Linked DNA regions of Homo sapiens: region 2 is linked to region 1. Evidence: chromatin loops called from intact Hi-C (ENCODE). Cell type or tissue: heart left ventricle. All regions are shown on one strand. Links, peaks and the distances in the headings refer to the core of each region. The heading gives the core; the rest is flanking DNA. Region 1 overlaps GPR158 (G protein-coupled receptor 158). Region 2 overlaps GPR158 (G protein-coupled receptor 158).

The links. Hi-C counts contacts between places; a loop is a spot of excess contacts. Peaks named below come from ENCODE experiments on the same cell type or tissue, not always from the same donor. Only the 100,000 strongest peaks of a DNase experiment are listed, where the experiment ranks them.
Region 2: it touches region 1 in a loop (8-fold over the local background); 5 of 110 quality-filtered maps call a loop at or near these places.

What each region holds. Positions count from the first base shown.
Region 1 is chr10:25,491,380-25,494,302 of GRCh38, reverse strand. The region is part of intron 5 of GPR158 (G protein-coupled receptor 158); the gene reads right to left. Among named protein-coding and RNA genes, the nearest start is that of LINC00836, 160 kb to the left of the region's middle. In heart left ventricle, for the core only: no CTCF peak of the experiment used is centred there; no DNase peak of the experiment used is centred there.
Region 2 is chr10:25,439,617-25,442,539 of GRCh38, reverse strand. All of the region lies in intron 4 of GPR158 (G protein-coupled receptor 158), which reads right to left. Among named protein-coding and RNA genes, the nearest start is that of LINC00836, 210 kb to the left of the region's middle. In heart left ventricle, for the core only: no CTCF peak of the experiment used is centred there; no DNase peak of the experiment used is centred there; H3K4me3 peaks cover 643 bases; H3K27ac peaks cover 591 bases.

The DNA of each region.
Region 1 (2,923 bases), core at 135-2,634:
AGTGTTTAACTCATAATATAGATTGGTAAATTCTCTTTGCATATTGATTTATGCTATCCAAAACAATATTATTTAGCAATACTATTACACATACCAAAGATTCTTTCCCCCCAACCTCAGGTATCATGTTAGATTTTATTCTTGGCTTTCCTCTCCCTCTCTTTTTTCCTCAAATTAGTACCAGGACTATTGAGAAATGCAGAAGTCAACCCTCCTCTCTAGTATGCAACACTTTTGTGACTTTATTATGGATGAAATTGTTTCAGCTCTAATATACTGTAGAAATCAGATGATACTTGCTTTTGTGTTACATTTTTGAAATGACTTAAATCTTACAGGGAGTCATTTATTATTGATTTAAACACCCTAAGCAGCCATAAGGAAAAGCTTTAGCGCAATAAGCAAATAACTACAAAATCACCTCAACTACTTTTTGTAAATAAAGCAGAAAGGTCATCTGTTTTGTTAAGTCTAATTAAACAATCTGGATCTGACTAAGCTGTCACAAAATATACACTTTCACAGCCTTGAGATTCAAATGATATTTTACTATAGACACTTAATTTACTAATCTATATGGTTAACTTTGTTTGCTTAATTTCTCAACACAGATACTAAAAATTTGTAACAGATGAGTCACTAAGAAACTTGACTGCCTGAATCAGATAGTGTAAGAACATAATTTAGACATATTTTATTTCTGCTCTGTTTATCCATCTAAAAAGTCTAGGGAGTTTCCTGAGTAATGGGGTACCTGTCTCCAGATGCTCTCCTAAAAGGCTAAAAAATGAAACATTTTTTTTTAGAAAGCCCTCTACCCAAACTATCCTTCAGAATGGATTCAGTCAGTGAACGCTTTAAAAAAGAACTCTTTCAGAAAACATCCTATCTTCTTCTAAGAGTGACATTTACAAAGAGCAGCATGGGGCTTATCTGAGTGGTGCAGAGATAAACTTGGCTGGAATAGAATGACACTGGGTTATGCGAAAGGGAGAGGAATTGCGTGAGTAATGCTGAAGTCAGACCAGAGAGGACAAAGGCAGAACACAGGGCATTTGCTGCAATTGTGTTGAAGCAGGCCCCATGCTAGGGAACCTCTCAAAGTCTAGCTCTTCAGTGCTGCCTGAACAAAGGCACTCATGACTCAACTATAAACACACCCCCAAAACTCTCTTCTCGTGAAAGGCCTATATGTCAGTAACTTTTAAAAAACCTACTAGAAAATGTGGTTTTCTCTTAAATTGCAATTCTGTATGTGAGGGTTTTTGCAGTCATTGTTGGTTTTACTCTTTGTAAATGCTAATTTTTATTCAAACTTGATAAATCATTTTCAAATATTGAAAAGGGAAATTTAGGCAGTCTCTTATCCAAAAATTGGATATTGAAATATATTATATATTAATATATTAATATTTGTTTATATATCAATTATATATTAATATTAAAATATTAAAATACATATAATTAGTATCAAAATAGAAAAAGATCATTTTTTATTGATTGGATAGCTTGAATTGTTTATCACTTGTTGTAAGACCAGTGAAATGAGTTCACTATGTGTTTTCATTTTTATCCCTTCATGCAAATTGTCTTGGTTTATTCATTGCTCTAGTCTTTTTTTGTGCATGGACCACGTTCACATTAAATGTTCCATAAGCCTTCTCCACATGCAGATATAACAGTCAAAAATTCTGTAATGTTTTGATCCAGAGCATAAAGAGCTTAGAGTACAAACATGAAAACATTTTTCTTTTCAAGGTAGTGTTGAAGACTAAGGGATGAAAATGAATGCAGTAGGAAGAACAGCTCTTTCACTAATTGGAACATACAGTGGACAATCAGTGCATCTTAACATGGAAAAGTCCCAAGCAGCTTGTGACAAAAAAAAAGAAAAAGAAAAAAAAAGTGCCACTGAAGAAGCTAGAGATGGTGGGGGAAAGTCTGTAAGCAAGGGATTGTTTCTCATGGAAGAAATTCACCAGCCTGTTTTCTATTTGAATAGTGTTTCTGACTCAAGGGTTGGCAGAGGCAGGGCCTGGTGGGAGGTGTTTGGGTTATGCAGGTGGATCCTTAATGAATTGCTTGATCCTATTCTTGCAGGAGTGAGTTCTCACTCTTAGTTCCCCAAGAGCTGGTTGTTGAAAAGAATCTGGCATCTTCTTGCTCTCTCTTTCTTCCTCTCTCACCATGTGATCTACACAAGCTGGCTCCCCTTCGCCTTCCACCATGAGTGGAAGCAGCCTGAAACCTCCACCAGAAACAGATGATGGCACCAAGCTCCTTGTACAGCCTGCAGAACCATGAGCCAAATACACCTCTTTTCTTTATAAATTACCCAGCCTCAGGTATTCCTTTATGGCAACACAAACAGACCAAGACAAGGATGTTCTTCATAGCAATAACTATAATGACAAATATAGGAAACCACATGTCTATCAATTGAGAATGTGACAAATGCATTTTTGACCTATCCATATAATGATAAGCTAAATAGCTAAGTAAAATGTTCTTCAGTGATATAAAGAACAGATATACATTTAAGTAAACAAGATAATTGCTAAATTGTTAACAATTATAAGAAATAGAACTATGGGTATTTTTTACCATGCTCATAATTAATTTCAATTCCTAATTTTTCTAAAATAAGTATTTTTATAATACAAAACCCATCAAGAATTACATGTTTAAAATTAGAGAATAAATTTTAGGACTTTTAGGGTGATAAATGATAATTTATCTCAATAATTTTAAGAAATGTATATTTGAAGATAGTTATTAGTCAACATTCAACTAAGCTAAGCTGCAGAAACAAATGAACTCTGAAATCCTAGTGACTTAAACAAAGGCTTATACTTCATTCTTTTTTAAGTCCATTGTGGCTCAGGCAGTCCTTCTCTATCTTGCAGCCATTCATGTAGAAAAT
Region 2 (2,923 bases), core at 183-2,682, 52 kb after region 1:
GTCAATTAGGCAGTTGAGACTCCAGGTCTGGAGAGAGAGAAAATGTCTGAGATTGCCCAGACAGAGATAATGGGAGAAGAGAGGGTTCTGGGTTCAACTGAACTGCAGCTGCTCCTGTTATTTATATGTGATTCTCATCTGCTGTCTTTGTTACATCTGTCTTATGTAGTTATATCTTTTAGCTTATTTCCCATATTTATCTCACTGGTGAGCCACTCGTGTTTGCTTTCTGCGATGTTGGTTTATTTGTTGCTGTGTTTAACTGCTCATTTAGTTTCAGGCAAGCATGTCTCAGTTTGCTTATTTGTGTCAATGAAAAAAAATAAAAAAACCTTAAAACTCCTTTCTGTTCTTGTAGCTTTTATCATCTCTCAGTCACTTCACGCTGCTAAACACCCAGAGTAGTTTAATCAAGGGCTTTCCTTCACATTTGATTTCTTTTAGAATCAGCTTTCACAGTTGTGCCCTCTCTACATTCACAGACATTTTAAAATAAAATGTCCTTCTAGCTCCTTCATGGTCTGAGACAAACAGCTCAAGGAATTTAATTTCACTGGGAGAATCCTGAATAGTTTCAAACGCCCTTAAACTCTCCATTCACGTTCCATTGTCTCTGAAATTCACTGCCCTCAAGGAACACATCTTCACTTGGTTTCATTTCTCCCTGACTAAGGAAAGCCAAAAAGAGAGATTAACCATGATATTTTAAAGTTGTAGTGTCTATGTGATTGTGACAAACACAAGATTAACAAAGAAAAGTCTCATTTCTGGTACTCAGTTGAGCAAAAATGATATTAGGTTTCAGGATATAAAAAATAATTTTCAAGGTTATAAGTCAATGATTCCCAATCTTGGAGGTATACCACAAACAGCTATGATGATTTTTTAAAGTTACATTCTTGGAGACCCTATTGCAAGAAACTCTTCTTCTTAAGGTCTGAGAAGGAGTCTGCTCAGCCTAATTTCAAAAGGCTGCACAAGAGATTTTGAAATTGATTGCATAATAGATTTAAATGACAGCCACCCAACCCAAGCACATGAGACTTCATTGGAAAGAGCAGTCACCTGCCAACAGTGAGTGTCTAATAATAGTGACTAAATAGGACAGCCAGAGTCTAGCAGTTGAAGGGTGAAGAACATGGAATGAATTACAAAGCAGAAAGGGCAAACTCCAAAAGACAAGAGCCAGGAAAAGGAAAACTGGTTATCTTGGCATGGCCAGTACACGTTTTGCTAATTGCTAACTGAATTTGGGTATAGAGCTACCTTTAAATAGAAGCAGGTAGCCAGACAGAGCACCAGAACCATGACTTCTGTGATTCTGAGTTAATAAGAAGAGTTAATAGGAAGAGAAAATTCTATGGATAAAGAGAGTCCTGAAGCTCAAAAACAGAAGGTAAATAAACAATAAATATGGATGCTCATAACCCCCATAGTAATTATGTATGAAATTTCTACTGCCATAGGCCCACAAGGGTTATAGCCTTTTTTATGTTTTAAACTTCTCTGCTATTATTATGCACGTTGCTTCCCTATCCTTTTTATTTTTCATAAGGAATACAAGGCCAAATATTTTAGAAATGAGACTATGAGTCCTACCTCTAATCTATTTTAAATTTGGGTCCTAGAGCTAAAAATTGACTGTATTACTGAAATGTCAAAGATGATCCTATCTGAATATTATATTCTGAAAGAGAAAATAACATATACCCCTTAAGAGCCCTCAGCAGTATTATAAAACAGTACTATACTTACATTTAGGAATGCTTTATGGAGAAATAAAATAAACTGGAAAGTTAAATGAATCAGCAGACAAACTTTAAATACATTTTAATTTCTCAAAAATCCTGCACTTATCTAGTACCTTTATAAATAAGAGATTTCACTTTGCGATTAATAATTAGCATTAAAGAGATTATTTAGTCTCAGAGACTTTGCAAAGCAAGATTTTAAAAGTCAGTAAGAACGTTATTTCTGTTGAACTTAAACTTTCTCATGTTAACTCCGCCTTTTTCCAAATGCAACAAGTATCTCCCTGTCAGATGTATTTCTTAGGCACCATTAGAAGGGTGCTATTATGGAAAATTGAAGGGGAAAATGGAAACCAATGTTTTGTTTCTACAAACATTAAGCAGCAATCAATGGGGGTGTTGAGTGGCCTTTTTTCTCTTTTACTGGCTACCCTAAAGGATCCCAGCTCAAGGCATGATCAACAGTGTCTTTTCAAAACAGCCCTATCCACCCCTCAAGGCTAAGTAGAGCTCGGCTCAGTCTGAAGTCAGTGGCCCAGGCCCCTGTACTGAGCCACTATTCATTCCATTCCTTTTCTAAGATCTGTGTATGGTAAGAGAGACGAGAGAGGTAATCTGGAGGAAGAGTTCAGATCTAAAATTAAAGTGAAATCCCAGGGGAAATCTATCACTTCTAAACATTACTAACAATAAAACCTACCAACAGGTTCACCTTTACCTTCAGGAAGCCAGGTTATATAATTACAGGTGTGTGGAGGAGAACATGATTTTTTTATGGACATGAAAGGGGAAGATAAGATGGAGCTCTGATTTCATGAAAGCTCATTTCTAAAAATATTCAACGGAAAGAGAAAACGTGCAGCTCCTCGCTGTGGTTGCCTTCCTGTAGCCTTAGAGACCCGTGATTTTAACTGGGTGAAGAGAGAATGCCAAAGAACAAAAAATTTTGTAGACACAATTGTAGACAATTGTTCTTTGCACTATTAAATGCAATACCAATCAAAATTCCAATAGGATTTTGCACTGAGTTTGACAAGCTTTCCACATGTTTCAAGGTAAAGACTAAAAATATCCAAGGAGTGGAGGGTATAAATTAGCTCTGCATCCTCAAGGATGGCTCCTAACCTCTCGTTTGAGGAACACTGCTACAAAAAATTATAGGAATATTAGGA